Linked DNA regions of Mus musculus: region 2 is linked to region 1. Evidence: chromatin loops called from intact Hi-C (ENCODE). Cell type or tissue: gastrocnemius. All regions are shown on one strand. Each heading gives the region's core, and the rest is flanking DNA. Links, peaks and the distances in the headings are about the cores only. Region 1 overlaps Bmerb1 (bMERB domain containing 1). Region 2 holds the start of Mpv17l (Mpv17 transgene, kidney disease mutant-like).

The links. Peaks named below come from ENCODE experiments on the same cell type or tissue, not always from the same donor. Only the 100,000 strongest peaks of a DNase experiment are listed, where the experiment ranks them.
Region 2: a loop joins it to region 1, with 2.6 times the contacts of the local background. A loop is called at or near these places in 2 of 42 quality-filtered maps.

The regions. Positions count from the first base shown.
Region 1 is chr16:13,999,156-14,010,971 of GRCm38, reverse strand. All of the region lies in intron 1 of Bmerb1 (bMERB domain containing 1), which reads right to left. It also overlaps the pseudogene Gm15806. Among named protein-coding and RNA genes, the nearest start is that of Ifitm7, 18 kb to the right of the region's middle. In gastrocnemius, for the core only: a CTCF peak has its summit at 6,516; a DNase peak (open chromatin) is centred at 5,545; H3K27ac peaks cover 460 bases.
Region 2 is chr16:13,934,303-13,946,118 of GRCm38, reverse strand. Mpv17l (Mpv17 transgene, kidney disease mutant-like) reads right to left here and starts at 5,454. Exons shown (of 4, transcript NM_033564.3): 1 at 5,096-5,454; 2 at 1,383-1,453. The coding sequence starts at 5,405. In gastrocnemius, for the core only: no CTCF peak of the experiment used is centred there; a DNase peak (open chromatin) is centred at 5,475; H3K4me3 peaks cover 1,094 bases; H3K27ac peaks cover 461 bases.

The DNA of each region.
Region 1 (11,816 bases), core at 4,296-9,295:
CCCAGGTTCTGATTCAGCTCCATAGAGAGGAATGTGGTGGTGATGCCCAAGCCTGTGACACCTTCTCGAGTACAGGAGAGCATTCAGGTCTTCGACTTCCAGTTGAGTGAGGAGGACTTGGCCTCCATTCTCAGCTTCAATAGGAAATGGTGGGCCTGTGGCCCATTTGCAGCCGGTCATAACGAGGACGTCCCTCTCTATGGGGAACACTGAAGCTGAATCACCTATGCGCTTGCCCGGAGGACACTCTTCACTGATTTGCAACCCGCTCCTCCTGACTCCTACTTTTGCCAAGCCTATTGGATATCATACCGGGCCAGCCACAACAGTGCAATTCTGCATTTAAATTCTCATGTTCAACTAGAAGCAGACTGTCACAGGAAAACGCATCTCAGCAAAGGACAATGTTTGTCACTAATTTGACCTGGCCGGATGTTTGTCAGAAACCAGGAACACTAATAACACTGAAGATATTAAAAAGATAACATAATAAAAATAGCAATAATCGGGCCCATTGGACACACAAACTTTATATGCCCCAGAACAGGGGAACGCCAGGGCCAAAAAGGGGGAGTGGGCGGGTAGGGGAGTGGGGGGTGGGTGGGTATGGGGGACTTTTGGTATAGCATTGGAAATGTAAATGAGCTAAATACCTAATAAAAAATGGAAAGAAAAAAAATAGCAATAATCGTAGACATTTTCAACAGTCAGAAAAAAAAAAGGTTCAGACATTAACTATGGTCCTTTCAGAGTACACAATGGGAAGGTCAGGCAAGAGTCCGAAGGTTCAATTTCTTGACAGTGAAGACCTCTGAAACAGGTCATTCTTTGAAATGAAGCCTGGAGCTAAGGATGTGGCTCAACTGGCAAAGTACTTGCCTAGCATGCACAAAGCCCTGGGTCTGATCCTTAACATTTTGTAAATCTCAACTCTTCTACACAAAGCCGGGCAGTGCTGGATCGAGTGTGCTTCACCAGAGCTGCCCTGGTGAACATTGGTGGCTTCTGGGAGACCCCACTTTTCTGTGCTGACACCAGGAGAGTCCCAGGCTAAGGAGAGTGGCTGACAGCACTGGCTATCAATGGCTGTCACTGGGTCTTCTTTCAGATGTCTTTCTCGACTCCCTTCCACTGTTCATCTCCACCTCCCCTGTTGAGGAGGCCGTTGAATGCTTCAGAACCTTACAGGTGCCTTTCATCACATACCCATTACAGTCTAATTCTGCCATCACTGCTGTGCTCAAAGTGGGCTGTGCGTGCAGCTTTCTGCTGTCACTCTGCCTCGTTCCTGCTCAGTCTGTCAGTCTGTTCACATCATGGGAGAGTATCCATCTGGATGCTTTCTTGTGTGTGAAAGAGTGCATGTTCATGGTCGATGTGTGTGTGCATGTATGTGCACACATGTGTGCACATGCATGTCTGTGTGTCTGCATGTGTTTACATGTGTGTCTTTGTGTGTCTGTGTCTGTGCATGTGCATGCATGCATGCATGTATGTATCTGTGTATGCATGCAGGTGTGTATGTGTGTCTATTCAGTGCAGGTACAAGTGCTTGTATGAGCACCTATATATGGGGACCAGAGAACAATGTCAGCTATCATTCCTCATCTTGGTCTTTTGAGATAAAGTATCTTACTAGAACCAAACACTCATCAAGTAGGCCACAAAGCTAGCTAACAAGCTCTAAGGATTGCCTTGTCTTTGTCCCTTGGCTCTGGGATTACAAGAAAATGCCACCATGCCTAGCCTGGCTTTCTTATGTGAGCTGTGGAACGTGAAGTCAGGTCCTTGTGCTTGTAAGGTAGTTTAACAGGTGGGCTTTCTTATCTCCCCAGCCTCTTGGTCTTGGGCCTTAGCACGGAGTTATGTCTAGTCACCAGTGCTTACTCCCAGCCATTAGTAATGGTCTCTCTGGTCTTAGGTGCTTCCTTGCAGTGATAGTCTGAGTAGGTATCAGGGAAGAAAAACTCTGTGAAAGACAGGAAGGGTATGAAATATGGTTGCTTCTTTGGGTTCTTTCCAATGGATGGCTTGAGAAGGCCCCATCATTGTGTGAGGTCACCACTGCTCTGTACCTAAGCAGTTAAGAATTAATCACAGATCATAGATCATCTTATAATGATTACAAGTTAGAGAACAGAGGAAAAATCAGTTAAGTATTAGCAGAATGAGTCATAAGTTGGATACTGTGGTCTGGTTTCAATATAAATTGACTTTATAAAATATGTTCAAATATCTTATTAGCCATATGCATTTGCCTGAACAGTAATTAAATTTTGGAATGAGGAGACTTTTTTTCTTTTTCTTTTAAAGTGTGTGTGAGCATGCAAGTGGGCACACACATTACAAAGCACATCAGTCCTTGTCTTTCCACCTTGTCTGAGTCAGAATCTCTTTGCTGTCGTGTAAGCCAAGCTAAGTGACCCCAGGACTGACCCCTGTGTCCACTGATATTATTACCGACGTTGTGCTGCTGTCTCCAGACCCAAAATCCACGTGGCCAGGCTTGCACACTCAGCCATCTCTCCAGCCCTTTAAGGGAGCTTCTTTTGGTTTTGTCTTATTTTCTGGCAGAGTCTCACATAGCCCAGGATGACCTTATTATTGTAATTAAAGATGACTTTGAACTGTTGATCCTCCTGCCTCTACTACCCACATGCTGGGTGTCTGCATCCACCCCCAGTTATGTGGTACAAAATCCAGGACCTTGCATGTGCTAAGCAAGTACTCTTACCAACTGAGCTCTGTTTCCAAGCCTAAAAATGCTTTTAGCTTCCAAAGGTCTTCTCCTCTGAAACTGAGAAGCCTTTCCTTACAGAGACACTTGACCCAGTTTCCACTATTGCTGGACTAGCGCTTTACACTGAGTGGGTCCTTAATAAGTTCTAGACTGGACTGAAGACCCCTGAGATGTTAGGAGAACAATTTGTCATTATTCAATTAATAGGAAGCCAAGTTTCAGAGCCGGAGAAGCATGACCATGTGTGTTGCTGACAATCAAGCCCCTTGCACATTTGAGAAAACTACCATCCTGTTACCCCATATCTCTCTTTTCAAGTTGTAACAAAAGAAAAAGAGGGTCTTGGTATTTTTCTTGAAAAATACAAACTATGTTTGATCAAGCCCAAGCAAGAAGAAATCATAGAACTCAACATACAAAGATAAAAAACTTTTCATATTTTTCCTCTCCTTTTTTGTTGGGAGCACAAAGATCCTTTCGCCCACAGACCACTAAGGAAATCAGGAATGTTAAACATGCAGGGTTGTCTTTTCAGTGAAAAAAAAGATATATAATCTGTTTTCTACCCAAAAAGCTGTGAATGGAGGCAGTTAATAGCCAGGTGATCTGCATGATCTGAAGGATCTGGCCGTATTCAGCTCCCACAAGCAGGACCGCAGGTGGCTAATATTCGCAGTGACCTTTGCCTTATTTGTATGGCCAGGGGCTCCTCTAGGCTCCCACAGTCAGGGCTGGAGGTGGCTAACAACCCAAAAGACCTCTACACTATCTGTATGACTAAGCTCACACCAGATTCTCCCCTAAGCCCTTAAGCTAGTATTTGTAATCTATCTCTAGAACCCCTCTTCTTAGAAGAAATGACATGTACTGTCAGTTGAGTTTCTATGTAATTATGCCTACTTGTGTACCCAGGGTTGTATTACACTAGGAACCTTTTTTTCTAAATTGTACTGTGCTTAAATATGCGTACAATAATCTCCTTGGGGCCAGATCATGAAGTTTAAACCAACCCCACTTTACTAAATTGTGCCGAGCCTTCTTGCCTCTTAAGGTTCATTTCTCTTCCAGCAGTAGAGTTTACAGGGACCCCCAATTTTTTTCATGTGATTAACTCAGTTATTTGTTTGTTTAAAAAGAAAAAGAAAGCTTTGGAGATGGCTCAGCCAGTAAATCATAAGGATTTTTGTTTAATTCCTAGGGCCCATATAAATAGCCAGATGCAACAGTGTGTACCTGTGATCACAGACCCAGGAAGGTGGAGGCAGGTGGATCCCTGGGTGTTGCTGAGCAAGCGCTAGGCCAGTGAAGGTCCCTTTCTTAAAAAGCATGGTAGCCAACTCCTGAGGAAAAACATCCACTGTTGACCTCTGGCCTCCACATATACACCACACACACATATGTGCACTTGTACACACATGAACCGACACGCATAACAAAGAGAGTCATAGCTAATGCCAGCATTCTAGAAGGAGTTCTAAAGGACGGTGAGAAAGGATGTTATGTCAGAGGACTTCTGCACGAACTAAATGGCTGAGCTCTTACTGGGATTTACCAAATGTCTGTAATGGTAGCAGAGAGAGCTCCCCTAGAGTCTTCCCTTTGCCACAAACATGAACACCATACAGAAAATGGCACCTATCAAAACTAAGAATATAAAATCTGAAAATATAAAACTAATAATATAATGCCTCAAAGTTTCTAGGATCCCCACTTATGTCTCCTTTCCCTGTCAAAGGCCCAACACAACACTCCATGTTGCTCTCAGCATCTTATCAGCAACCACTTGTCTTAACCCTAACCGATGGCTTCAGCTCCTTTTTTTTCCTTGTATTGCTTCATTAACATGGGCATTTCTTTCTCGTGCCTTTAAAGGATACTAACTGAACACAGACAAATGCTAGGCCAATATGCCAAATGATTCCCACTCAGAATAGAAGGGGAACCAATATATAAACTCCTCTGTCTTGGTTAGGGTTTCACTGCTGTGAGGGACACCATGACCCAGGCAACTCTTATAAAAAAGAAAACATTTATTTGGGGTTGACTTCCATGGTGCTGGAGGTGCCAAGAGTTTTACATCTTGATCCAAAGGCAGCCAGGAGGAAACTGTCTTCTACACTTGGGTATAGCTTGAGCTTATATGTGTGACCTTTGAAGCTCACCTCCACAGTGACACTTTTCCCCCCAACAAGGCCACACCTTCTAATAGTGCCACTCATTATGGGGCAAGCATTCAAACACATGAAATCTATGAGGGCCATTCCTGTTCTAACCACCACATCCCATAGGCTTACAGCCATAACATAATGCAAAATGCATTTAGTCCAACTTCAAAAGTCTACATAGTCTATCACAGTCTCAATAATGTTTAAAAGTCCAAAGTTAGAAGTCTCTTCTGAGACTCATGTGATCTCTTAACTGTAATACATATAAAATCAAAATCAAAAAGCAGATCGCATACTTTCAACATATCAAGGCACAGAATATACATTCTAAAATGTCATAGTAAGGAAATACTGGGCCAAAGCAAGACTGAAAACCAGATGGACAAACTCCAACTCTGCATTTCCATGTCTGATGTCCAACTCCTTCCAGCTACAATGACAGCAAGACACTTCTTGATCTTGGGCATGTTCAACTTCCTGTTAGCAGCTTTCCTTGGCAGGTATTCCACAGCTCTGGCATCGCTAACATCTGAGAGTCTCCAAGGCAACTTTAACTTCACAGCTTCTTGTTCCAGTGTCTGGGATCCACACGTGATCTTCTGAGATCCTCCAAAGGGCTTGGGGCACTTCGCCAGCTCTGCCCTCTGTAGCACTCTAGGCTCTGGCTGACTCTCCTCCTCTGCTGCTGCTGTTCTTGGTAGTCATTCCGTGGTACTGGTATCTACAATATGCTGGGGTCTCTGCTGCCACTAGGCTGCACTTTCACCAATAGCCTCTCATAGGCTTTCTTCACAGTGCCAAGTCTCAACTTCCTTGCATGACCCCTTTAGTCCTGGGCCTTCAACTGCCACTGAAGCTGCACCTCCACCAATGTCCTTTGTAGCTGCTTGTATTACAAATGCAAATTATGTTCTCCCCAAAACTATTTGCACAAGAGGGTCTGCACATAGCTTCTAGAACCCTGCCTGAGTTGGTTCTGTTTGGTAAATTAAGGTGTCAGCACCTAGTAGTTGGGGAGGACAGACAGAGGTGGGATTTTAGGGTTTCTCGGGCTTGAGACTGGGAGAAGAGAAAGAGGAGAGCCATGCTGTAGGAGAGTGTGGAGAGAGGAGAGGCACAAAGGTTGCCATGGGGTGGAGAATGAAGAAGAGCACTCTGGACTCTGCCCCTCAGTACCTCAGAGGCAAGCTCTTTGGACATGGTGATCTTTGTTCCATTTGTAAAATGTTGGTCCCAGGACTAGGATATAGCTCAATTGGTGAATATTAAAAACTCTGAATTCTATCTTCAACATTGAAACCAAAAAAAAAAAATAGATATCGACTTCATAATCTCCCAACTTAGGAGGTAGGAACAGGAGGGCCAGAAATAAAGGGACATGGACAATTTGCACAATCACTCAAAACAAAAGAGAAAACAAAAAAACAAAAACCAACAAAGCAGGCCTGGGGCACACACCTGTAATCCCAGCATTCAGTTAGAGGCAGAAAGATCAGAAGTTCAAAGTCATGTTCAGTCATTTATCTAATGCAAAGTCAACAGCAGCTAGAGCAGAGCTGAGGTCAGCTTTGCCTCAATACACAGGCTCTATGCACTCAAAGAGTTCCAGTCTGCAGCAGCTAGGTAGCGCTGCAGCTCAGGCACAGCTGCAGCTCAGGCACAGCTGCAGCTCAGGCACAGCTGCAGCTCTGGCACAGCTGCAGCTCAGGCATGGTGTGCTTGCCTACCACATGCTAGGGCCAACACTGCAGAGCTGTGAAACAGCCAAGAAACGCCCTCCTTGTGTGTTTATACAGTCATTTGCAAATTCATTGACTACACTCTCCGCCTCTTTTTCTTAGAAACTTATTAACAACTGTGACTCTTCAGAAAAAGATTTACAAAACACTGCCTCAGAAAAAGGCAAATTGCTACCGGGAAATTCTGTTTAAACTCTGCCTCTGATAGGCTTCTCTGTGGTACCTTTAGATCAGCATGTACCAGGCCGGTAAGCAGAAGCACACGGAGGGTTAGACATTTTTAGAAACTTGTTAATGCCCAGTAACCCGACCTCTTTAGGAACTGACACATGAATTTTCATGGTTGCTTAGGAATCAAATATCTCTATGCAATCATCAGGTATGTGAGAATTCCTATGATGTGCCAGCACCTGTGTTAACACAAGGATTATCTGACCTGCCAGCCAGGCAGGCTGTCAAAGCTGTGACCCTGAGCTGAAAATACGTGCCCACAGTGGACATTTTTAGTTTGTGGAACAGCTAAATTTGGTAACAGAAAGTATGGGGTGAATTTTGTCTCAGTTCACATCAAACTTCACATCTATTTGAGGTTTTTACAAAGCGAATAAAGCACCAGGCACTAAGGAGCAAGTGAGAATATCTGGGGTTTCAGTTACCTTTCTGCACCCTTTAGACTCCAGGGTTTCAAGGATCACTGCTCACCGGACCAGGTTTTGTATGAAATCACTCTTGGGTCTGGAGATGTGACTTACTTAATAGTGTTCCTAACTAGTACAAAGGTCTGGGTTCCAGACCCAGCACTGCAAAGACAGGCAGTACACACCTGTGGAAGGATTAGAGGTTCAAGGTCGTCCCCTGCTGCAGAGTTAGTTGGGTTTTTTTGGGGTGTTTGTTTGTTTTTTGTTTGTTTGTTTTCGAGACAGGGTTTCTCTGTGTAGCTATGGCTGTCCTAGAACTCACTCTGTAGACCAGGTTAGCCTCGAACTCAGAAATTTGCCTGGCTCTGCCTCCCAAGCGCTGGGATTAAAGGCGTGCGCCACCATGCCTGGCGCTGCAGAGCTAATTGAAGCGAGCCTAAGATGTTACTAAGTCCCTGGCTTCTCCGGAATGCACATAAATGATTTAGGAAAGGTGTGTGCTTCCCTGGAGCTTGTGTGTCTGTGGAAAACACTGTCTGGAGGTCACAGCTGCCGATGGGGAAGAGGTAACAGCATACAAATTATTCTGGCCCACATGCAGATTCTGTCGTGTCTTGCAGGAGGCCAGTCCCTCTGGGAACATCCATCCCTACATCCCCATAAACCACATGGTCCTGGGTTCCTGACTACATGGTCGTTTGGGGTCCTTCCGGTCCTTTTAATCATGGTATCCCATGGAACAGTGGGTAGACATCTGGATCAGATGTTTCCTGAGGGTTTCACGCTGTGATTAGATTGAAAAATGGACTTTTTCTTTCTTGCTTTCTTTCTTATAACAATTTATTTAGTTTATGTGCGATGGTGTTTTGCCTGCATGAATATCTGTGTGAAGAGATCAGATTGGTTGAAACTGGAGTTGCAGACAGTTGTGAGCTGTCATCTGGGTGCTAGGAATTGAACCCTGGTTCTCTGGAAGAGTAGCCAGTGTTCTCAACTGCTGAACCATCTCTTCAGCCCTGGGACTTTTTTTTAATTCAAGTTAGTTTTTTGTTTGTTTGATTGATTGATTGATTGATTGATTGTTTTCTTTAAAGACTGAGTCTTACATAGCCCAGGCTAGCCTCAAATGCATATGTAGTGGAGGATGGTCTTGGATTCTGACCTTCTGCCTGTCTCTCAGGCAGATTATAGGCACATACCATCATGCCTGGTTTATACAGTGCGAAGCATAGAACACAGGGCTTTGTGTGTGCTAGGCAAACGTAGTGAGCTACATCCTAGCCTTGCTTTTTGGTTCTTTCAACACACACACACACACACACACATTCAGACTGACTTCTGTTACTGCCCAGACCTTGGGAATATTGTCTTCCCTCTAAACTGCAGGCCTCTAGTCCACTCTGAAAGGAAAATAGAGGACTGTATTAAATTCAACTTGGGGGACTCCAAAGTGCAGCCAGAGATGGCAACCCTGTACGGATAAGTGTACCTCAGCATCCCTGTTTAAGTTCTATGCCTGATAGCAGTAATAGAAGCAACTGAGAATTAACGTGGAGAATATGCATAAGGTGCCACTGGAGAAGATAAAGGACCTCTAAATGCTTAGGAGCACCTAATATATCAGAATACTAGCAGGATCGGCCATTGGTACCTTTTCTTCCTCCTCCCCTTCCTCCTTTTCCTCTTCCTCCTCCTTCTCTTCCTCCTCCTTCTCCTCTTCCTCCTCGTTTTCCTCTTCCTCCTCCTCTTCCTATTCTTCCTCCTCTTCCTACTCCTCCTCTTCTTCCTCCTCCTTCTCCTCCTCCTCCTCCTCCTCTTCCTCCTCCTCTTCCTCCTCTTCCTCCTCCTCTTCCTCCTCTTCCTCCTCCTCCTCCTCCTCCTCCTCCTCCTCCTCTTCCTACTCCTCCTCTTCTCCCTCCTCTTTCTCCTCCACTTCATCAAAGAAATGCTAATTTCAATTTGGAAAAAAGAAAGAAAAGAAAAAGAAATGAGGCTGGAAGCTGGCCTATCCTGGGAAAGCACTTGCATGAGGACCTGTGTTCTATCCCCAGAACTCGCATATGCCTGTGATAGCTAGCCTTACAACCTGAGATCAACGCCCAGGACCCACATGTGGAAGGAGAGAACCATCTCTGCAAACTCTCCTGTGACCTCCACAGATGACCTGTGCCATTCTTACACACACTTGCTGAGATGTCGTTTAACACCCAGGGTGCTAGGAGGTGACCATACAGAGACATGATTTTGTCCCTGGGAACTGATCCTGTTGCAGAGATAGCTTTGAGGCAACTGGCTGGGCTGACTAGGGGCCCCAGCCAGGGCTCGTATGTACAGGGTACTACAAGTCAGCCACCTGAAATATTTTTGGCTGTAAGTGAAAGTGACAATTTCCCCTTTGCTTCAATTTGTTGAAAGCAGTGAATTTTCTAGGCTGGAAAACTTGGAGGGAAACCAAAGTCATTCTGTAGGGAAGTTTTCTCTTGCTTCTAGAAGTTCCTAATCGTGTTTACCTTGGCTTGACTCTGAGCACATGCAACAGTTTTGGTGGCCAGTGGTGTGTGTGTGTGTGTGTGTGTGTGTGTGTGTGTGTGTGTATGCACACATACTCAAGCATGTGCCTGTACACATACATATGTGTGTACACACACGTGTACAAAACACTGAGACATTGGCAGTTAAAGACAGAGGGATGGAGATGAAGAAAGGAGATAGGAATATTATTAGACTGGAGTATCTGCATCCTAAACTCAGGTTTTTATGGCTGTGGGGTGGAGCCCAGTGATGGAGTGAGGACTAGTTTTTGTTACCCATCTACAGATGGGTGTATACACAGAATGTAGCCTCCTGTAAGTGCAACATTTAGCAGCAAGGTTTGAAATGCTAGAACTCAGGGGATCCTTGAAAAGATGATGTGAAGAAATGAGCCAGGCACAAAAGATCACATGTTGGATGAATTCTATTTATATAAAAATATGCATCCGAAGGGAAAAGAGCACAGTGGGCACTAATGACCTGGGGAAGAGGCACAGCGAGGCTTAGAACATGTTAGCCTGAAGTGGGAACATAGGGCGCCATGGCATTCGAGGAAATGGCAGAAATAGGGAGGGTACTTGGACCTCCTCATGCTTTTATACCCTGAAGACTGAGTGACAGGTGTCCTGTCCTACACCCAAAGGACAGAAATGTCACACAGGGAATTGGGGAGGGCTCAATCAATAAAATGCTTGCTGCAGAAGCACAAGAACCTGATTTTGATTCTTTGAAGCCATGAAAAAAGTCAGCGACGTGTAATTCCAGTATTGGGAAGCCAAGAAAGGCGGGTCCCTGGGGTTGACTAGTTAGCCAGCCAGTCTACGTCAGTGAGGGACCCTGACACATGAACAAAAACAAGGTGGGCAGTGTCTGAGGAATAACAGCTGGGCTCGACTTCTGACCTCCACATACTCCTATGACACTTCACCACACGGTCCCAAGAGAGCTCAAAAGTCTTAAATGCTTAAACACCTGGAATATTTTACGGTGACATGGTCCTTAAACTCACAGTAATCTTCCTGTGTCAGCCTTCAAAGTACTGGAATTATAGGTATAAGACACCATATCCCAGCGTATAAATGGTTGAAATCATCCTTTTTTTTTTCCTCCTATAGTGCAAGGGATGGAGACCTGGGCATTATGTATACTGGGTCAGCAGTCTACTCTTGAACTACATTCCTAGCCTGAAACCTTTTCAGCACCAATTCAAGTTGAAAATTCCATACCAAGTGTGGATGGAGTAACAAGTCCTAATCGATACAGAAATACACTAAAAATATGGTAGTAAATGATTTGTCTGTATGTATATGGAAGATCTGAAACATTGAATTTAGTGTTTAGGCTTGGGCCCCATCACCAGGACATCTCATTGTGCATATGCAAATATATGCAAATATTTCAAAATCAGCATTCAAAATACTTCTGGTTCCAGATGTTCCAGATAAGGGATATTCAACCCATATGGATAAATTCTTAACCTTTTCTCTTGTTATCATCACTTGTTGTTGGGCTGTCAGTCATGAACCTAGCAATAGGATAGAGAAGATCTCTTTCCTGTAATCCCAGCAGTTTTCTTTAGGGTTGAACAAATGTGTCAGAATGAGGCAGCTAATGTTTGCCCCACTCTATGAATGCACTAAGTGGTGATACATTAGGAAAAGGTCTGGGGCTCTAGCTCAGTTGGGGTGGTTCGTAGCTGGGCCAAAGCCTGGAGCCCATTTCCAGCACCTTATAAACCACATGTGAGAGTGTGCTTTAATCTCAATGCCAGAAAGTAGAAACAGGATCATATATGCAAGGCTGACTTCAGTCACCTATCAAGTTCCCAGGCAGCCTGAGACCCTGTCTCAAAAGAAAAAAGGGGGAAAAAAAAGCAAATTTGAAAAGAATTGTGCCAGTTACTACTTTTAACTTGACCTGGACTAAAATCATGTAGGAAACTAGCCTCGGAGCAAGCCTGTGAGGCACTATGTGGATTAGATAAACAGATATGGGAAGGAAA
Region 2 (11,816 bases), core at 2,658-7,657, 63 kb after region 1:
AGGCTGGCTTAGAATTCACAGCGATCCACCTGCCTCTGTCTCCCCACTGCTGAGACGAAAGGCATATGCCACTGTGCTTGGCTCATCCAAACAATACTTTATGGGACAACATGCAAACAATACATCTAAGCTATCTCTTGGTACAGAACAAGATAGGCTGATATTACAAACTTCTTATATTTATTTAGTGTGTGTATGTGTGTGTGTGTATGTGTGTGTGTGTGTGTGTGTATGTGTGTGTGTGCGTGTGTAAGTCAGAAGATACTTACAGGAGTCTTTGAGACTGAACTCAGGACCTCAGGCCTGGTGGCACCTCTACCCACTGAGCCATCTTGCCAACCATAGTTTTTAAAATCGTTTTACTTTTATTTACTTTCTTTTGCAACTGGGTCTTGCTCTACAGCTCAGTTTAGTTTCAAACTCATGGCAGTCTTCCTACCTCAGCCTCCTGGTATGCTCTAAGAAGTAACTTAAAAAAAAGAAATACATGAGTCAGACATGGTGTTGTATCTTTAATCCTAGTACTGGGAAGGTAGTATATATGAAAGACAGGAGATGCTGCAGGGACACAGAAATCAACTTGAAGCACTTCTGGAATGCTTGAGAATACCAAAAATAATTAAACATAGTAACGAATTATAAAGCACTAGGAGAAAAAGAACCCAGAGTACATACCCAGATAAAGATGTAGCTGGGAGTGAAAAACAAGCCCATGCTCACAGTACAGTGCTGAGCAGCACCTGGCGAGCACCAGTGCTGGGGACTCACCACCCAACACCCAGCACGGCAGTCGGCTCAGGCAGAATCACCCTCATTCCACTAAATAAATACTGTTACTAATTTTAAAAAGCTAGAGAGCTGGGCACCATGACATAAGTCTGTAGTCAGCTCCTGGGAGGTGGAAGCAGTTCAGGGCCAGCTTGGATTATGTGAAACCCTATCTCAAAGCAAGCAAACACAGGGCAAGCATGGAATTCAATGGTAAAATTCTTGCCTAGTTTTAGGCTTAGGTTCAATCTTCACTGGGGGGAGGGGGGGAGAGTTGTATTAAAGCGTTCCTTTTTTAAAAAAAATCACATTCATTTAGCATGTGTGTGTGTGTGAGCCTCTGTGTGTGTGTGTGTGTGTGTGTCTGTCTGCCTGTCTGTCTGTCTATGCACTCACATGATCGCACGTTCATGCACACGTGCAGGCAGGCCACAGAAAGTATGTGGAGTTCCGGAACAACTGTGAGAGTCAGTTCTCTCTTCCCACCATGTAGACCACAGTGATAGAAGTTAGGGCCTCAGGCTTGGCAGCAAACTCCTTTACCCTCAAATAAGTATTCTTTAATGTTTAAAATATTTAGAAGATATGATTATATTTTCAGAAGCCTGTCTTACCTTATACGTATTCCAGAATTTCTGCTTCAGGTCCAAAAATATGTCATCCTTCCCCTGGAGAACGCTCATGCCTGTTAACAGGGACACACCCAGAGGATTTTACAAGTAGGAATAATTACTGTATAATAGTGTGGGTTCAAGTTTCACATTCCAACCTCATCCAAGTACATCAAATTCCAATCATTTACATGTTGCTGGTGACCCAGTAGGAAAACAAGAATATCTGTATTTTAAAACTAACGTTTAGAGGAACCCCAAATAGGAAGTGAGACCAGCCAGGCATAAAAGGCACAGCCGGATGATTCTTTATCTAAACGAAGAAGCCACAAAATGCAAGCTAACACTAGCACTGGCGAATGAGGTTGTTAATGACTTCCTTGTTTAACACTGATTCATTGATTGATTGATTGACTGATTGACTGATTGACTGATGGAGTGTGAAGGTCAGAGAGCAACTTGCTGGGATCAGTTCTCTCCTTCTACTGTGTGTGTTCCAAGGGTCACCTCAGGTTGTCAGGCTTGCCAGCAAGGGCCTTTACAAGCTGAGCCATCTTCCTTCCTGTCTCCTTATATTTTTTTTAAGTATTTAAAAAACGTTTTAGATTTATGTTATATATTTGAGTGGTTTTGCACACACATATATGTGTGTGTGTATATCTATAGATATATAGATATATAGATATAGATATATAGATATAGATATATAGATATAGATATAGATATAGATATAGATATAGATATAGATATAGATATAGATATAGATATAGATATATATGAACCACAGTGTTGTGGATGGTTGTGAGCTGCTGGGAATTGAACCGTGTTCTTTTACAAGAACAAATGTTCTTAACTATGGAGTTATCTCTCCAACACTTTCCTTCCTCCCCCCCCCCCCCCCCCCATATAACTTTGGTTGTCTTGGAACTCATTATGTAAACCAGGCTAGCCTCAAACTCACAGAGATCCTCCTGTCCCTGCCTCCCAAGGGCTGGGACTGCAGGTTGGAACCACTATGCCCAGCTCCATGCTGCTGGGGGTGGAGCCCAGTTGCTAAAAAAAGCACTCTGCCAACTAAGCTGCAGTCCTGCTCCCAATTTTGAAAAAAAGAAAAAAAATTTTTTTCCTTTTTCTTCTTCCTTTCTTTTGTTCTTTTCTTGTTTTCTTTTTTATTTGTGCTGAGATTAAACCCAGGGCCCAAGCATGGTAAACCCACCCTGAGCTACACTGCCAACCTCCCACACTAACCTCATTCCTTTAAAAAAAATAAAGGATCCTGAACATTCTAGCAACTACACATGTCCTATCAGTATATTCTAATCAGAGTTTGACATCCAAGAAACAGAGCCAAAGCCTTACTTATAAAAGACAGTGTAAACATTCTCTGATAGCCCTGATTGGGGGTGTGGGCAGGGCACAGGATAAGTGTTATTAGTCAATTGCAGGAGATCCTTAGAACAAGACTGAAAACAAAACCGAGCAAATACTGTAAGCAGTACTCTGATGGCCTTACCCAGGTAAATGCTAAGCACTTATATGTATCACATCATTTGACCCTCCTAACAATTTCCTGAGATGAGAAGACTTAATAAAAGGAGAAAAAGAAGCTGGGAGTGGTGACGCACGCCTTTAATCCCGGCACTCGGGAGGCAGAGGCAGGCGGATTTCTGAGTTCGAGGCCAGCCTGGTCTACAAAGTGAGTTCCAGGACAGCCAGGACTACACAGAGAAACCCTGTCTCAAAAAAAAAAAAAAAAAAAAAAAAAAAAAAAAAAAAAGGAGAAAAAGACAGCTAGCTAGTCATAGCGGTCCTACAAAATTAACACTCAAAAGACTGAAGCAGGAGGAGCATCGTGAGCTCAAGGCCAGACTGCAATACAAAGCATGACTTACTTTGTCTAAAAATAAAGTGTTCAGGGATGCTAACAGCAAGAACCCGGCCAGGTGACCCATTCTTTAATCCATCATTTCCCAAGGCAGATCTGACACAGGGCTTGTGTCACACAGATCTGACAGATTTGACTATCAATTTTCAAGTAGCACCTTAAACTTTCAGCTCACACACCCATGTTCCCCTTCAAGAAGCAGAGGAGACTGAACCAGAAATCTGACAGTAAGACACAGCAACAATCTAGACAGGTGATAGATGAGAAGGCCTCAGGCCTTCATGCTAGGCATCCCCCACTCCCTGGGACAGCACTGTTATCTAATCTCAGAGTAATCATACACACAATCACTATCTATACCAAGATGAAGAACATGGCTAAAAGTCTGGATCATGCTGTCTTCTGGTGAACTTCCAAGCCCTCCATGCCTGTGTTCTCATTATCTGACATGGGAATTGTGAGAGTATCCAACAAATGGTAGCTCAAAGATTAAATCGGAATCTAGCCCATCAAGTCTTAAGTCCTGGCTCCTAACCCCCTCATCACTGCACCAAGCTACAGTAAGCACTGGGATGTGTTTGCAAAGCTGGCTGAGAGATCGCTCGAGAGAACAAGGCACAGAGCTTGGGCAAATCAGAAAAAGCCTCTTGCTCTCTGGTTGTCTATTCTAACTTCACTGACCTTAGCCATGGCATTAGCTGAGACTATAACAGGCCACCAGGTCTTTGATGTTTCCTGTGGGTTATAGAAGGAAAGGAAGTTAATACAAACTCCCTATAATACCTCCCAGAGGAGGGTAAGTTTCTTCTAGATGGTTCGCCTACCTTTATTCGGTTTTAGAAGACATTAACAAGCTGAGCCTGGTGGGTCAAGAATGTCACCCCAACAACTTGGGAGATTTAAGTGGGAGAATCACAAATTCAAGACCAGCCTGAGCAACTCAGTGAGCCCCTGTCTCAGAATTAAAAACGAACTAAAGACTGCAAATATAGTTCAGTTGGCACAGCTTGAGGCCGGAGGGAGGCTTTAGGCTCAGTTGCTGGTGATCTACCATCCCCAATGACAGTCCCTGGAAAAGACTCTCCAAACACGGAGTGGCCCTCCCCAGCTGCCACTGCCTTTTAGGATACAGAAATTGCTAAGGAGACAAAAACCAAGAGACCCTTTGTTGTTCTCAGTAAACCAGGCAGAAAAGATTCCCAAAGCCAGCTCATCCAGCCCGGCTTGAAAACAGCTTCCTCATAGGTACACCACCCCCTCCCATTCTCTGTGTGACCCCACCCCAGGGAAATCTTGTTGCTCAAGCAAGACTAAGACCCTGGAAATGACTTCTGTAATCGCATATTTCACCCACTCTGCCCCCAGAGTCACCACCGATCCCATCACTTTTGAGTTAATGTGCTGGCCGCAGAGCCTCAGGTGTGGCTTTTTCTAGAACAGGTGGAGTCTAGGGATGGAGCTGCTATGGGGCTAAGCTAGGGTCTCTTGAAGATGCTTCTTTCTGGAGGAAAAGTGACCTCTCCCTCCTGAACTCTGTCAACCTCAGCCTCTCAGCTCGGACACCAACCCTCTGAATCCCTGGCACTTGGCATCTCCAGTTCCCCGGCCAGCGGCCCCCAAATTCTTCCTTCTGGAAACCTCAAGTCCTCCAATGTCCAGACCTCCGATCGCTGCTTCAGAACTTCCTTTCAGCCTTAATTCCCGGGCCGCAGAGTTGTCACCTCCTGCCTTAGCCCCAGTGGCTTTAGATCTCCGGTCTCCCCGTTCCCCGCACCCACCCCCACTCCCGAGCCTCCTGCCTGGCCTCCAGTGCCCGGCCCTGGCCCCTCACCGACGTAGAAGGCAGAGAGGGCTATCGGCCCTCCGACAGTCTGATCGCATAGCACCTTGGCCAGGACCGTGCGCGGCGCGCGGCCTGGCAGGGCGCGCTCCAGTAGGCGCAGCCACACGTAGTTGAAGTTTCCGTGGAAGGTCACGGCCAGAGTGGCCACGCGACGCGTCTGGCGCCAGTCGGCTGGGCCTCCCCGCAGTCGCTGCTGCAGGGCATCACCCGCCGAGAAGAGCCCGGCGTAGAGCAGCACGTTAGTGGGCCACGGATAGCGCCGTGCTGCCTGTGGAAACGCGCGCCACCAGCTCGCCATACCTGCCCCGGGTGCCCTCAGGGCCTGCACACCTGACTGCATGCATTTCAAGCGCCAGAGCGATTGGACCTCCCTCTGCACACCCAACCCGCTGGTCCAATCCAGTGACAGCTGGCCACCGAGAGGGCGGAGCTTCTGTGGTGATGTACGGCGTCCACCGGGATGTGACAATTTCCATGAAATTTCCAGGAGAGACATTCAGAAAACAGACTGCCTAGCATGGCATCGGTTCCCCACTACCGCAATAAAAAGTAAGAAAGCAAGCTAGCTCCAAAGTGTCAATGTACTGGAGATGCTGGCATACAGAGAATCATTCTTTTAGCACACAATACATCATCTTACTGGGTCACTATAGGCCGATGTCAGAAGAATGAATTACTGCTGGATGTGCCTATTCTGCCCTCCAGCTTGTGTCTTCGTGACCCCTGACATCCCAAAACAGGCTTGGAGACCCATGGTGTCAGTTCCAGGGGCAAGGGTGAGCATTTGGGGAGCAGGCAGAAGCTCTGACCTTGTGCAACTCATTTTCTCCATGTCTTTTTCTGCCTTACCCTCCTTCTGTGATAGCCAGCCTCTCTTCCAACACTCCCCTCTGTCTTGTTTGTTCACTGTAGTTTTTATTTTTTTAAAAAATCTAGTACCTTTAAAAAGATATTTTCTATTTATTTTTAAATATTCATTAAATTTTACTTTATGTGTATAGGTGTTTTGTCTGTATATCACTTACCATACTAAGTGCCCACAAAGTTACATACCATCATTAGCTGCCATGTGAGTGCTGGGAATTAAACCTGGGTCCTCTGGAAGAGCAACTAGTACTCTCAACCACTGAGTCATCTCTCCTGCCTATTTCAATTACTTACATTCTCTCAATCTCTCCCTCTCTCCCTCTCCCCCCCCCCTCTCTCTCTGTGTGTTGGGGGTGTGGAGATCAGAGGACAATTTTTATTTCTCTCTTTCCACTATGTAAAGTCCTGGGGACTGAATTGAGGATGTCAGGCTACTAAACCCCTTCACCAACTCGGTGCTTGAATTTTGAAATATTTTCAGACTCAGGGAAAATGTAGGAAAATTATACAAAGGAAGCCAGATGTGAGACATACCCTCTCATCCCTACACTTGGAAGGGAGGAGTGCTGAGGCAAATTGCCCAGAGTTTAAGGCAAATTGCCCACTCTAGGCTATAAAACAAGACCCAATTTCAAAACAAACAAACAAAACAAAACAAAAAACAGAAAATAAAAATATACAAATAATTCCCATATAATCTTACTTGTTTTGTTTTGTTTGAGTCAGAGCTCACATTGCCCAGGCTAGCCTCAAATTCCTAATCCTCCTTCTGCTGCTGCTTCCTAAGAGCTAAAGTTACAGGCTTGGGCCACAGTGTTCAGCTACCATATGCTCTTTGCTTGGTCCTCCCCAAGTGTGGCATCTTACATAAGTGTAGTATGATTATCAAAACAAGGAAAAATGTAGGGGTGCAATACAATCTCCCAGTTTACATGCCAATCTTACTTAAGCTGATGTGGGAAGTCACTTTCTCTCATCCAACAACCAAAGCTGGACTGCTATAGTGTTTCCTTAGGTCTTCAACCTGAACCATAGACCAATTCTCTCAAGGATTGTCACTAATTATAAGTCATTTTTTATAAGCTGAATTGTCTCCTATCATATTTTATACATTGAGGCCCTAACTTTTAGCTCTTCAGAATGTGACTATATTTGGAGACCTTAAAGAAGTGATCCAGTTAAAGTGAGGTTCTGAGCTAGGCAATACAGTCTGTACGGTGCCTTCATGAGAGGATACGGATGCAGCAAGAGACACCATGGTGAATTCATATAGAAGAAAAACATAAGATGATAACTGGCTATTTGGTCTATTTGTGGTGTCCTTGCTTGTATTTCTAAGTGGGAGTGGAGGCATAACAGTCAAGGGTTCAAGATTATTTCCAACTATACAGTGAGTCTGAGACAAGCTTGGACTCTATAGACTCTGATTTTATAAACCAAAATGAGGGGCAGCAAGGACAGCTCTGGGGTAAATGCTCATGACTTCAATCTCCAGAACCCATGTGGCAGACTGCTACAAAGTGTTCTATGACCTTCCCAAATGCCATGTGCACTTATATATAAATATGCACACAGAAAGAAAGACACAAACACAGAGAGGCAGGGAGTAAAAAAAAAGGAAGAAGGCAGTCAAGGAGAAGGAAACTGAAAGGTAAGGGAGAAGAAGGTGGCAATCTGTAGACCAAAGAAAGAGGAGTCAGAATAAAACCCATCCGACCTTCCTGAACTGTTTTGTTTTGGGTTTTGGTTTTTCGAGACAGGGTTTCTCTGTGTAGCCCTGGCTGTCCTGGAACTCACTCTGTAAAGCAGGCTAGACTCCAATGCAGAAATCTGCCTGCCTCTGCCTCCCAAGTGCTGGTGGGATTAAAGGCGTGCGCCACCACTGCCCAGACTTTTTTTTTTTCTTCCTGAACTGTTAAAAAAAGTTGTTTGAAAAATGTTTTTCTACTGCTCCTGGTCTGCAATCTTATTATCACAGTGTACACATACTAATAGATCCTTCCTCTCCAGTCCCTGGAATTCTGCCAGTGCCTGTGTGCTTTTATTGTGCCTGTTTTGTGAACCCCAAAAGACCACCAAAGAGTCGATTCTGATGCAATCGCACTAGGGTCTCTTTATTATAAGCTCGAGCTCAGGCTTACTCACTTCTGACCCTGACACAGCAGGACAGGTTGGTGAAGCAGCCCTGAGCTAGTTCCAGGACAATTGAGGCTACACAAAGAAACTGACTCAAAAAAAAAAATCAAAATTACTCTTGGTTGTATAAAATTTTCAAGATCCCGGGGCCTAGCAAACACAGAAGTGGATGATCACAGTCAGCTATTGGATAGATCACACGGCCCCCAATGCAGGAGCTAGAGATATTACCCAAGGAGCTAAAGGGAACTGCAACCCTATAGGTGGAACAACAATATGAACTAACCAGTACCCCGGATCTCTTGTCTCTAGCTGCATATGTATCAAAAGATGGCCTAGTCGGCCATCACTGCAAAGAGAGGCCCATTGGACTTGCCAACTTTAGATGCCCCAGTACAGGGGAACGCCAGGGCCAAAAAGGGGGAGTGGGTGGGTAGGGGATTGGGGGGGGGGATGGATATGGGGGACCTTTGGGATAGCATTGAAAATGTAAACGAGGAAAATACCTAATAAAAAAAATTAAAAAAAATTTTTCAAGATCAGCCTGGGCTACATGAAACTGTCTCCAGGAATAAATAAACAAATAAAATTCTTTTTTGTAATGTAGATAACACACTCTCAAGTCCTGAGGATTAAGATGTCTTTATTCAGCCCGCTATAACTCCTTCTTTCTTGAGTCTTCTCTGGCCTCACTTAATATAAACTCATCGTTTTAGCTGAAATTGCACTCCCTATTTCTCAACATGTTCAGCACATACAGATTAGAACTGAGCCCAGATGTGCTTACTAATTTTTTGATGTTTCATAATAGCAATAGTAACCCAAACTAAGACAAATTGGCACGAGGATTGGGGTACTGCTGTGACAGACCAGACCATGTTGCTTTGGGGAATACTGTTTAAAGACTTTGGAACTATGGGCTAGAAGAACCATCAAGTGTTGAGAGCTCAGCAAGCTGTTCTGTAGGCGCTTAGAAGAGTGTTGAACACTATGAAGATGATGAAGGCCTAGTTTGAGAAGTTCAGAAGAAAGCAAAGATTCTACTGGGCCATTTGTGTGAAGAATCTGTGTTTTCTGGTCAGCTAGAACCGAAGAATCAGCTGTGATTAGCATGCAAATAGAACCACTAAAGTAAAACCTTTGTTTTGTTGGGACTGTTAGGGTCCAGAAGTCACCTCACAAACCATACAAACACCAATCTCAGTCAGACAGGGATAGTTTATTGAGCACATGCCCCAGAACTGACTGATCAGGGCCATGGTTCATACTCAGTAACTGAATTGAGACATTAAATCAAGATCCAATAGGACTTCTTAAGCCTAAAATCTATAAACATCTGTGCTAAGTTATTCTACCAATCAGGATTTAGGGATGCAGGATTTCCTTAGAAACATTTATCCCACTCCCATTGGTTGGGGTATTCACCTGTAACAGGGGACTTGTCCTGCTGAACATTCATGTCTTAACTTGTTAATCAGGATGGGACCTGTCTTGTATAACATTCATGTCTTAACTTGCCAACCAGGATGTCAGTTATCAGGAAGGTCTTGAGAACTTATTCAACCTCTACTCAAAAGGAAAGTCTTATTTCAAATAACTTCTTATGATGTAGCAAAGTGTCTCTCTTATGTTGGAGTCCATCTCAGGAATAGTTGATAAAAACAAATACCATAAAAGCTTATGCTCAGGTGCAGGGAGTGCTGCTGGATGGTTAGTTTGGGTCCAAGGTTATTGTGGGTCACTATACAAAGCAGGTCTATTGATTTCTATCATGGTTGGTTTCCAAAGACACAAAACAGAATATTTAATCAACTTGGGCATGAGAAATTTTCCTAGATGACATGAAAAAGTTTCCTTATAATATAAGTAACAGCACAGAATGGCAGGCTATCTATGTAACAGTTACCTAGGTCTTAACATTCCATCTAGGCCTTAATATTTTACCTAGGCTTTTACAGGGACAATAGATGTTGATCAGCTGGAGCTGAACAATCAGCTTTAATTTAGTAGAGGCCAGTGTCATTGAGGTGTTGGAATCAGCACATGCAAGCTGTGTTCAGAGTAGACAAGGTTGTGCCTTGTGCTGGCAACCAAACTTGGTCATGTGTAAGAGTCTCCCAGATGTAACTGGTTTTGAAGGCATGAAGGGGTCATGGTGAACTCTAACGCTTGGCACTCTGACATCCCAGGAGAAGCCAACGGTGAAGGTACAGGCAGAATAGCAGTGGAAGTCTCATGACTGAAGAGGTCAGAGAGAAAATTTGAAGTTTGACATGATGAATAGAGCCCAAGAAAGACTATTTGTGAAAGTGAAGCCCAGTTGAGGCAGAAGATCCCAGAATTTGGAGATGCCAGTACTATGGTATGACCACCAAGAACAGTAGCAGCCAAAGAGTGGAACCTGTGTAAGCTTAGAACATAGATTGTATATACTGCAGAGGGCGGAGATAGAAAAGTGACCAAAACTTCTTGGAAGAGCCCAGATGATGCTGACTGAATCCCAAATATTGGATATTGAATTAGTTACACTGATGGGAGTGTGGTTTTGTTCTGTTCATATTATGACTGTGCCTTGGTTCTTCCCTCTTTGGATTAGAAAGTATTTAACATATTTTTGATTTTATAGGCATCGGCAGTTGAGGGACTTTGAATTTTTAAAAGAGATTTTGAGTGGAGATTTCCCTGCAGGCTCTACAACAGACAGGGAACAGATTATTAGGGTGAGGTAAGAATGAAACTCAGCTCAGCCTGATTTTATTGTAGGCAGTGCTAGACCAGGACTTCTAGAGTCTGGCCCAGATCTTGTACTTCAGACATGTTTAAGTACAGCATAATTTTGGAAAAAAAATGTTTACATAACAATTAACTCAGTCCCAATTGCACAACCATTTAATACATGTTTACAATGAGATTTTTTACAATGTACACCTGACTTCTTTCACAAGAATGTTTACTGTTGACTCAGAGATAGTGCCCAAAATTTAGGGTCTAGGGAGAATGACTGAGGCATGTTAGCGTCAGGATTGGCCTACCCTAAAAAACATAGAGGTGTATGAAGTGGAAACCTAATGGTTCTTTGGAAAGTCAGTTGGATGGTGTTTTTGGTGTTTTGCTGGAGCAAACAAGTGAAGGAACATTTAGCTGAAGTGAACACAAATGAAGGAGAGAGAGAGAGAGAGAGAGAGAGAGAGAGAGAGAGAGAGAGAGTGATATTGAGAGATAGTGGTGTATATGGCAGTTTCACCAGGACAGTTTTACAGAGACAGGTTACAGAGAGAACAAGCTAGAAGACAGAGAACAAAGTGAAGAACAATGAGCCAGAGAATGAGAATGAGCCAGAAGGTTAGAACACATCTCCAAAGTTAGTGTGAGGCCCGGCAGAACAATTCAGACAGAAGCCAAGACAAGCCAGATTGAATTAGTCATCTTGGAAGATTAGATTGTATGGAGGCTAGAAGCTTCCAGGCCTTGGGATATAGCTAGAACAGAGAAGGAAACACTCTGGGCTCAGTCCAAGCTGTGTGGTCACACAGCTTGGGTACAGCTCTCTTCTCAACCCTTCATCTGAGAAGTCACTTAGGATGTTGTAAAGCGTAAGTAATGTCACTTGTAAGAACAAATTTTATGGTCTAAAAGTAGTACTCAAGATTTACTGGAAAGGGTCTAGACTAAGTAAAAACACAATTTCTGGGAGATACAGACAGAG